2 separate regions of the Homo sapiens genome follow, and region 1 is linked to region 2. Evidence: chromatin loops called from intact Hi-C (ENCODE). Cell type or tissue: CD4-positive, alpha-beta T cell. All regions are shown on one strand. Each heading gives the region's core, and the rest is flanking DNA. Links, peaks and the distances in the headings are about the cores only.

The links. A loop is a pair of places that touch in the nucleus more often than their neighbours do. Peaks named below come from ENCODE experiments on the same cell type or tissue, not always from the same donor. Only the 100,000 strongest peaks of a DNase experiment are listed, where the experiment ranks them.
Region 1: it touches region 2 in a loop (9-fold over the local background); 103 of 110 quality-filtered maps call a loop at or near these places.

The regions. Positions count from the first base shown.
Region 1 is chr1:108,641,176-108,646,561 of GRCh38, forward strand. No RefSeq gene overlaps it. Among named protein-coding and RNA genes, the nearest start is that of HENMT1, 17 kb to the right of the region's middle. RefSeq lists a silencer at 1,363-1,563. In CD4-positive, alpha-beta T cell, for the core only: CTCF peaks have their summits at 2,563 (motif pointing left) and 2,763; DNase peaks (open chromatin) are centred at 2,546, 3,886 and 4,746; H3K4me3 peaks cover 1,024 bases; H3K27ac peaks cover 2,803 bases.
Region 2 is chr1:108,510,525-108,515,910 of GRCh38, forward strand. No RefSeq gene overlaps it. Among named protein-coding and RNA genes, the nearest start is that of EEIG2, 47 kb to the right of the region's middle. In CD4-positive, alpha-beta T cell, for the core only: CTCF peaks have their summits at 2,151 (motif pointing right) and 2,353; a DNase peak (open chromatin) is centred at 2,157.

The sequences.
Region 1 (5,386 bases), core at 331-5,330, 130 kb after region 2:
CGCCCACCCGGAACTCCAGCTGGCCCGCAAGCGCCGCACGCAGCCCCGGTTCCCGCTGGTGCCTCTCCCTCCACACCTCCCTGCAAGCTGAGGGAGTGGGCTCCAGCCTGGGCCAGCCCAAAAAGGGGCTCCCACAGTGCAGTGGGGGGGCTGAAGGGCTCCTCAAATGCCACCAAAGTGAGAGCCCAGGCAGGGGAGGTGCCAAGAGCAAGCGAGGGCTCTGAGGACTGCCAGCATGCTGTCACCTCTCATAAGTATATTGAAGAGATACCTGCACTTTTACATTTATTGCAGCACTATTCACAATACCCAAGGTTTGGAAGCAACCTAAGTGTCCATCAACACTTAGATGAATTCACAGAGAAAATGTGGTACATAAATGCAGTAGAGTACTATTCAGCAATAAAAAAGAATGAGATCCTGTCATTTGCAACAACATGGATGGAACTGGAGGCCATTATGTTAAGTAAAATAGGCCAGGCACAGCAAGACAAACTTCAGATGTTCTTACTTATTTGTGGGAACTAGAAATTAAAATAATTGAACTCATGGAGATAAGAGAGTAGAAGGATAGTTACCAGAGGCTGGGAAGGGTAGTTAGGGGGTAGGGTGTGGGAGGTGGGCAAAAAAAATGAATGAATAAGATGTAGTATTTGCTAGCAAAAAAGGGTAACTATAATCAAAAATAATTTAATTGTACATTTTAAGAGTATAATTGGGCCAGGCGCAGTGGCTGAAGCCTGTAATCCCAGCACTTTGGGAGGCCAAGGCAGGCGCGTCACTAGAGGTCAGGAGTTTGAGACCAGCCTGACCAACATGGTGAAACCCCATCTCTACTAAAAATACAAAAATTAGTCGGGTGTGGTGGTGCACGCCTGTAATCCCAGCTACTCAGGAGGCTGAGGCAGGAGAATCGCTTGAACCCAGGAGACGAGGTTGCAGTGAGCCGAGCTCGCACCATTGTACTCCAGCCTGGGCGACAGAGCAAGACTCCATCTCAAAAAAAAAAAAAAAGTATAATTGGATTGTTTGTAACACAAAGGATAAATGCTTGAAGTAACAGATACTGTTACTTCACATTATTAATGATAAATGTTAAAACACATTTACCCTGATGTGATTATTACACATTACATGCCTATATCAAAATATCTCATATACCCCCTATATACACCTACTATGTACCCACAAACATTTTTTCACTATTACAGTTTAAGATCATCACTTAACAAATGGTATTTATGTCACCTATATCCTCGTACAGACTGTTCTATTCCCATAGACCAGAATGTCCTCAGAGAACAAAAACAATGCCAACAGTGTCCCTCTGCTGATATTCAAATTATAATAGCAATTTAATATTAATAAAGAACTATGGTTTAATGTCAGTTTGAACCCAGCATCTTCTCTGCAGATTGTCAGGGCCTCCCTGGACAGTGCAGATTTAAAAAGGTTATATGACTAAAGAGAAAGCACCCTGCTCTTGTCAGGACAGAGTAGGGTATGGACACTCTAGGGGAAAACCTCCACACTCCTCCCCAGTACAGAGGATCACCCAGAATAACTTTGTACCAGATCACAGCAGAACCTGGCAGGACTCTGATCTGCCCCCTCAGATGCTGCCCACATCTCCAACATGGAGTTCTCAGACCCAGCCTTCTTGTTTCGACTTGGCCCACCTTTCTTCAACACCTGGTGGCTTTCTTCCTCTTTCTCTGTCTGTCCTTCCCTTTCTCTTTCACCTGTTTTCACTTCGCTTCCTGTACCTATGCATCACTTATCTGGTAGCAGCACATAATGAAATCTTTCCTTCCATTTGTATGATAGGTAGGAAATCACTGGTGGAATTAATCCAGTCCACATTATACAAAGTTTAACAGAAAATTAAGAAACCTAGGCTGGGCGCAGTGGCTCACGCCTGTAATCCCAGAACTTTGGGAGGCCGAGGTGGGTGGATCATCTGAGGTCAGGAGTTTGTGGCCAGTCTGACCAACATGGTGAAACCCCGTCTCTACTAAAAATACAAAAAATTAGCTGGGCGTGGTGGCGGGTGCCTGTAATTCCAGCTACTTGGGAGGCTGAGGCAGGAGAATCACTTGAACCCGTGAGGTGGAAGTTGCAGTGAGCTGAGATCGTGCCATTGCACTCCAGCCTGGGCGACAGAGTAAGACTCTGTCTAAAAAAAAAAAAAAAAAGAAACCTAAACAGGCATAAATTTAGACAGTCCCTGGGTCAGTGATCTCTATTCCATGTGAACCTATTTAATAGGAAATGTCAGAAAATTTCCCAAATGAATGTTTAGACCTCATTCCCATGCATTTATAACCCAGCTAGGTTGAGGTATTACCTCAACCATTTCTTAAGAAATTGACTTCACCGCAGATCTTCAAACCATTTCAACACTGTTTTTCCTTAGTGTATGCATTGCAGAAAACCTCAAACCTCTGCAGAAAGTTGGCATGCTAAGCTTTTTTGGCATCTTGTTTTTTGAATCTTATATTGGGGAACCCTTAAAGCGAGTATGTGCAGCTACTTAAAATAGGAAAAGTGTGCCACCTTCTGGCCTTGAACGTCTGTTGATTCAGTTCAAATCTACCTGTCTCAAGTGATCCTATCTGCTCCTATTTCACATATATTTCATGAAATTTAGACCAAAGGAAAAACACATTTTTTATCTTGTAATTTTTAAAATTTGAAATAATTTCAACAGACTTTGAAGCATTGCACATTTTGCTTAAAGTAAAATTGTTTCCTTTGGTGTAGGATTAATGAAAAATTCTCTAAGTACAGTTCCATGAAGATTTCTACCCAAAAGCACTGCTTGGGCAGCATGGTAAAGAACATATGTACAGGGCCAGGTGGGAAACAGCAGTGAGAACACACAGAGCCTGTTCAGTGAAAGCAAAGGCTCTGATGGGTCAAGGGTGATGTGTGGGAGCAGGGAGTCATGTTGTTGGGTAAGACAATACAATCAGATCACAGTTTAATCTGACTAATTCTAGCTTGAGTCTAGCATGCAGGATGAAGTTGAGCATGTAGAAAGAAATGAGATTGTTGCAGCAGTGGAGGCAAAAGTGTGCAGGCAGAGTACACACAATTCAGCAGGAACATTAAGAACCCAACAGAGAAATAGAGGACATGAATTGTTAACTTTCAAGATAAAAGGTATTAACACATACTGCTGGCTTCAAAAGCTTGTATTTAACATTTACTATACACATTTCCAACTTCCAGCTCCTAGCAGCTTGTTTGCTAGACCTCAGCAATATTCCCAGCTGTCCCCTTTTTCTAGATATCACCAAGGATGTGCATCATATATGTGAAAGGAAAATATCTTGGACCCCTAAAATCACTAAGCGAAAGGAAAATTCAAACTGGAAACTACTCAGGGCAAACCTAGCTCCCATTCTATTCAAAGTCATCCCTCTGCTCACTGAGGTAGATGCATATCTGACTGCCTCCTTTGGAAAAGCTTATCAGAAACTCAAAAAAATGCAACCATTTGTCTCTCCTCTACCAGTGCCCTGGAAGCTCCCTCCTTGCTTTGAGTTGTCCCCGCCTTTCTGGATGGAACCAATGTACTTCTTACATATATTGATTAATGTCTCATGTCTCCCTAAAATGTATAAAACCAAGATGTGCCCCGACCACCCTGAGTACATGTTGTCAGGACCTCCTGAGACTGTGTCATGGGAGCGTGTCCTCAACCTTGGCAAAATAAACTTTCTAAATTAGCTGAGACCTGTCTCAAATGTTCGAGGTTCACAAATATAATGATAAGCCATGTTTGCTGTAGTTAGCACCTAGCATCCTTCATGAAGGCAGAAACCCACAGTTCTCAGTCTTCAAAAGACCACATTGCCACTGCTGACACTGCTCAGTCCCTGACTTCCTGTCAACTGCTCGACACACAGTCTCCACAGGACCAGGCATAACGAGATAAAGATTTAATGTTCTTGGCACCCAAACTCTAGTTGAAGAAATTGCCTTTATTTGGAGTTCTCCCTTGATAACCGCTGGCAGAACTGAGGGCTGAGAACACTTGAAGGGAGCTGAACTGCTGGGCGTGCCGTGGGGCAGCAGGTTGGCAGTCACAGGAAAGGAGGGGAGGGGGTGGGGCAAGCGAGGGCAGCTGGGGAAGGTGAGCTGGGAGCTGCTGCCAGATGAGAAGGAGGGTAAGGTGGGATGTGTTTGAGGAGCCTCGGAGCAGCATAGAAGGGGCTGAGATTCACATCTCAGTTGTATGGAACTGAACTTGAAGGCAGGCAGTGCTGTGATAACGTAAGCTTTTAGGAAATCATAGAAGTCTCAGAGTTTTGGAGTTACCCAGACTATGGAAATAGGAGTTGGAGGCAAATTATATTCAGATCTCAAGGGCCAGGGAGGTTTCAATACCTGGTAGTGCAGATTTCGTATCTAGTCTGGGAGGTGGGCAGTGGCAGTGAGAACCTTCTCTCAAAGAAGACTGCAGATTAAACTCTGTCTCCTGCTCAGCGCACTTGTTTTCACATTGTCTGTGGTGGCTTTGACTCAAGCAGAGTTGAATAGTTGTGATAGAGACTGGATCACCTGCAAAGATTTACTGTCTAGCCCCAAAAGCACGTCTGGCAACCCCTGACCTCAAGTATTAATGAGCCTTTCAGTGTGCAAAGAAAGGCCTGTATCCAGGTTGGGGGAAAGACAAACTTCTCAAGAAGAACGTAGGTACAGAAGCCGCAGAGAGAGCGGGAAGGCCATGGGGAAGAGCAGCTCCAGCCCCCATGGCAGTCATGAGCACTTAAAATGTTTCCACATGGGGGCTCCAGTGATTAGGCTCGAACAAAGTTAACTGATTAACTTTCAAGAAAGATCAGAGAAACGGCTGGTCTTGGCTAGAAACCTTGGCTCTACCACAGAAGAGCAATGATGAGAAGGGAACTCTAGAGTGAAAACTGCAGAGGCCTAGAAAGGTGAGGACGGACAGAGGGCCTTTGAGAGCAGGAATAGGGTGGGGCTACAAATCTCTTGTTCATGTGCACCTTTGAGCATTCATGGGGGAAGTCTGATAGCAGTATTAGAAATTCAAGGAAAAAACAGCTGGTTTACCAATGTAATGTGATTAAAAGACGGTTCTCATCAGAATCCCTCAATTCTCTCCCCCCTCACCAAATCCCCTTCCCATCTGCTTAATTATTAACCCTTGGAAACTCAGCTTGAGAATTACTCCCCCCAGCCCTCTCCCAGGCACCAACTCTGCATCTCCATAGCCCCCATTCCAGACCGCTCAGGATGTCCTAGCTGTGGCACAGATGGTTATTTGCCAGTGTTCCTTCTCCCCTTGTTCCTTGGCAGACCAAGTGGACACATGACCTCCCAGAATAAAAACTGTATTTCGCAGCTGATACGG
Region 2 (5,386 bases), core at 224-5,223:
CCTTTGAGGTCAGTTTTGCTGCAATTTTGGTTCATGGGGCCCTCATACATGGCTGAGAAATTGAGTGAGAGGTATAACAGTGCCTTAAAATGTTTCAGCCTATGAGGTAATTAATTAGGTTGGTTAGCTCCAGAGGTAACCTGCCAGGAAGATATGATATAGATGTTACTCTTACACTGTAATGAAACATTGTGAAATCAGATTACTTTAAAATGAGGTACCACAAAGTCATGGGAAAAAAGCAGTTGTGAGTATGGAAGCCCAGGGCTTACATCCCAGCTCTCTCTTATACTAAATATGGGTACAGTGTTTCCACCCTTTGTCTGTAAGATGGGAGCTAATATCCTCTAGCCTGTCTGTCTCACATGGTAATTAAAAGGATTAAGCAAAACAATAGTTTATAATTCATAATTCTATACAAATAAGAGATGTTATTATTTAAAAAAATAAATCTTGAAGCTTGTAATCTGGTCTTTGGGGAAAAAATCATAAATCATAAAATACAAATTTGGTAACATTGAAAACACCTGTGCATCAAAACACATCATTAAAAAGATGAAAAATAAAAGCCACAGAACAAAAATACAAACCTTACAACTAACAAAAGATAGTATTCAGAGTACATAAGAAATCCTATCAATCACTAAGAAAAAGACAAATAATGTAATGAATAAGCAAAGAATATGAAAAGGGACCCCATAGGACTTATAACTTATTCATGTTTCTATATTATCACAGTCCTCACCTCATTGGGCTCTCATTTCTTTCCTTAGTCCCACTTAGATTCCATGATCCATCAACTTAACCAATACCTTACATATCCCTTTACTCCTGATGCCTCTTTTATTTCCCTTATTCATTTGGCAAAACCATCACCTTGAGTAAATCCCTGCAACTTCACCTCTGTGGCTGACTGGAGCTATAGGCACACTTCTTCCAATGCAGCTGAAAAACGGGTACAAATTCGGTTAAGAATTTGCGGATATGATAGCGGAAAGATGAAGGAGGCCCATAAAATGGCTTCCATGTCTTCAGTGAAGAATGAAGCACTGTGGTAAAAGTGAGGATGTAAGGATGTGAGGGAGAGAGGATCAGAAAGACAGGATGTGAGGACAGAAGTTTGAAGAGATTTGAAAAAGGTACAGCATCATTTTTATGGAGACAGGGAGATGATGTTACCAGAGAAACTGGGCACTATGAGTACCAATTTACAATCATGATTTTTTAGGATATCAATTTGTGAAACTTGCAGTGCATCAAGTAGCTCACAACTGAGCACACTGACCTTATGTAGCTTTAGTGGACCACTATTTCAGAACCCTTTGTCAGAGTATACCAGCCTCCACTCTGCTATGACATGCAGTTATTCTAGTCTACAGTCCAGAGGCTCTGCGCCAATCTATTCTTCTTAGTGTACAGAATTTAGGCATTATGGAGCTGAACAACAGAGGGAGCCAGGATCCTGATTGCTATGGAAACGTCATGTCATCCTGGATTACATAGGTTTATGTGTGACAGAAATAAACTAGGATCGGACCTTAAGCCACTGGTATTTCAGGTTTTCTCCACCACCCCCAGCTGATTGTAAATATAACCAACAAAAAGCTCCAATGAATAATGTACAACTATTCAGAATAACGGATCACCACAAAAATGCCCATGTTAAACCATAGTAAAAATGACTATCAATATAGGGTTTGAAACTGTTAATTATATTGAAGTCAAAATAACTTTCGCGTTTATATGAAATCAAGAGATTAGAAATATCTGTTTTACTAACTTATAAATCCACATAGTAATGATATTTATGAAATAAAAGACTTTGTAAAAATGATAAATGAAAACAGCAATAATTGTGCAAATTGCCTCAACATTTCATTTAGCCAGTATTTATGGAGTATATAAACAGTGCTACACAGTATGTTGTCTGCTAGGGATATGAACATGAAATAGTCTCTAACTTCCATTGAGGAGCCAACAGAGACATAAACAGATAACTTTCTCTCTGTTTATCTTCAGTGTGATTTTTTATTTATGAACAGATTTTATAAATTTAGCAAATGGATAAAAAATATTTTTTTAGCCTTGGAAAAGATACCAGTTTTGGTGGGGAAAAAGGCTAAATGTAATTTGGCTCACTGAGCAGTAGAGGGTGATAGAACACCAAAATGACAGCTTGAGAATGCCTTTAGACCACGTTGTATTTTTCTATAAACAATTCATTCAATTAATATTTTTCCACAAACTCAATGACATATTTAGCTATGAATATAAAAGTACATAAGGAAATTATAAATAAAGTGCAGTCATAATTTGGGAAAAGCAAGGGGAAAAAATTAGCAATTTTCACTTATTCCTGTTTTATTTATTATTCTTTATTACATTTTTTTCCTCCGTGTTACAATATCAGGAAAGCTCATCGACCGAGGAAATACATTGCACCAGTTTTTTCTCATAAGTGTTACAAATAAAGGTTGTCTTATTGGTATCTTTCATGTTAAGGGTCAAGTTAATGAAAGCCAATGTGGTAGGTGCATGGCAACAGCAAAAGACAAAAGAATGATAAAATCTTTATATCTGTGGGTAGCATCTTTTTGAAGCATGAAATTTAATAACCCTGATTTACGTCAGTTCTTTTGACAGTAATATGTCATATATAATATTCACATGATAAAACTCTTTAAAATGCAACTACAGCAAAGTGGTGTTTCCTCATCAGAATATATTTTGTTTAAAATTATTGTGAAAGTGCCTCTTATTTATGTTATTATAATGCATTTCCTACAAAAAGAGAAAGTGGCTTTTCTTCATCCGAATATATTTTGTTTACAATTATTGTGAAAGTGCTTCTTATTTATGTTATTATGGACAATTAACTCTCCCTTTTCAAGGGCATAAATGAGCAGTTATTTGTGGAGCACACACTAGGTGCTCAATTTATGTATGTTCAGAGGAAGAGATTTTTGAAACTTTGAGTTAGGCTAGAGTGCTGTTTTAGTTTCCTAGGACTGACTTAACAAATTACTAGAAACTGGGTGGCTTAAAACAATAAAAATTTAGTTTCTCACAGTTCAGGAGGCCAGAAGACCAAAATCAAAGTGTTGGCAAGGTTGGTTCCTTCCAGAGGTTCTAAGGGAGAATCTGTTCCCTGCTTCATTCCTGATTGCCAGCAATCCTTGGCATTCCTTGGCTTCTGGCTGCACCACTCTAGTCTCTGCCTCCACCATACATGGCATTCTCTGTGGGTGTCTGTGACTTTTTTTATATATACTTTAAGCTCTGGGATACATGTGCAGAACGTGCAGGTTTGTTACATAGGTATACATGTGCCATGGTGGTTTGCTGCACTTATCAACCCATCATCTAAGTTTTAAGCCCTGCATGCATTAGGTAGTTCTCCTAATGCTATTCCTCCCCTTGCCCCTACCCGCCAAAAGGCCCCAGTGTGTAATGTTCCCCTCCCTGTGTTCGTGTGTTCTCATTGTTCAACTCCCACTTATGAGTGAGAACATGTGGTGTTTGGTTTTCTGTTCCTATGTTAGTTTGCTGAGAATGATAGTTTCCAGCTTCATCCATGTCCCTGCAAAGAACTTTTTTATGGCTGCATAGTATTCCATGGTGTATATGTGCCACATTTTCTTTATCCAGTCTGTCATTGATGGGCATTTGGGTTGGTTCCAAGTCTTTGCTATTGTAAATAGTGTTGCAATAAACATACATGTACATGTGTCTTTATAATAGAATGATTTAAAATCCTTTGGGTATATACCCAGTAATGGGATTGCTGAGTCTAATGGTATTTCTGGTTCTAGATCCTAGAGGAATCGCCACACTGTCTTCCACAATGGTTGAACTAGTTGATACTCCCACCAACAGTGTAAAAGCGTTTCTATTCTTCACATCCTCTCCACCATCTGTTGTTTCCTCACTTTTTAATGATCACCATTCTAACTGGCATGAGATGGTATCTCATTGTGGTTTTGATTTGCATTTCTCTAATGACCAGGGATGATGACATTTTTTTCATATATTTGTTGGCCACATGAATGTCTTCTTTTGAGAAGTGTCTGTTCGTATTCTTCACCCACTTTTTGATGGGATAGTTTGTCTTTTTCTTGCAAATATGTTAAAGTTCTTTGTAGATTCTGGATATTAGCCCTTTGTCAGATGGGTAGATTGCAAAAATTTTCTCCCATTCTGTAGGTTGCCTGTTCACTTTGATGATAATTTCTTTTGCTGTGCAGAAGCTCTTTAGTTTAACTAATCCCATTTGTCAATTTTGGCTTTTGTTGCAATTGCCTTTGGTGTTTTAGTCATGAAGTCTTTGCCAGTGCCTATATACTGAATGGTATTGCCTAGGTTTTCTTCTAGAGTTTTCATGGTTTTAGGCCTTATGTTTAAGTCTTAATCCATCTCGAGTTAATTTTTGTATAAGGTGTAAGGAAGGGGTCCAGTTTCAGTTTTCTTCATATGGCTAGCCAGTTTTCCCAACACCATTTATTAAATAGGGAATCCTTTGTCCATTGCTTGTTTTTGTCAGTTTTGTCAAAGATCAAATGGTTGCAAATGTATGGTGTTATTTCTGAGGCCTCTGTTCTGTTCCATTGGTCTATACATCTGTTTTGGTACCCAGTAGAATGTGGCATAGTTTGAAGTCAGATACTATGATGCTTCCAGCTTTGTTTTTCTGACTTAGGTTTCTCTTGGCTATATGGGCTCCTTTTTGGTTCCATGTGAAATTCGAAGTAGTTTTTTCTAATTCTGTGAAGAAAGTCAATGATAGCTTGATGGGAACAGCATTGAATCTAGCTTGATAGGAACAGCATTGAATCTATATATTACCTTGGGAAGTATGGCCATTTTCACTATATTGATTCTTCCTATCCATGAGCATGGAATGTTTTTCCATTTGTTTATGTCCTCTCTTATTTTCTTGAGCAGTGGTTTGTAGTTCTCCTTAAAGAGGTCCTTCACATCCCTTGTAAGTTGGATTCCAAGGTATTTTATTCTCTTGGTAGCAATTGTGAATGGGAGTTCACTCGTGATTTGGCTCTCTATTATTGGTGTATAGGCATGCTTGTGATTTTTGCACATTGATTTTCTATCCTGAGACTTTGCTGAACTTGCTTATCAGCTTTAAAAGATTTTGGGCTGAGACATTGGGGTTTTCTAAATATGCAATCATGTCATCTGTAAGCAGAGACAATTTGACTTCCTATCTTCCTATTTAAATACACTTTATTTCTTTCTCTTGCCTGATTGCCCTGGCCAGAACTTCCAATACTATGTTGAATAGGAGTGGTGAGATAGAGCGTCCTTGTCTTGTGCTGGTTTTCAAAGGGAATGCTTCCAGTTTTTGCCCATTCAATATGATATTGGCTGTGGG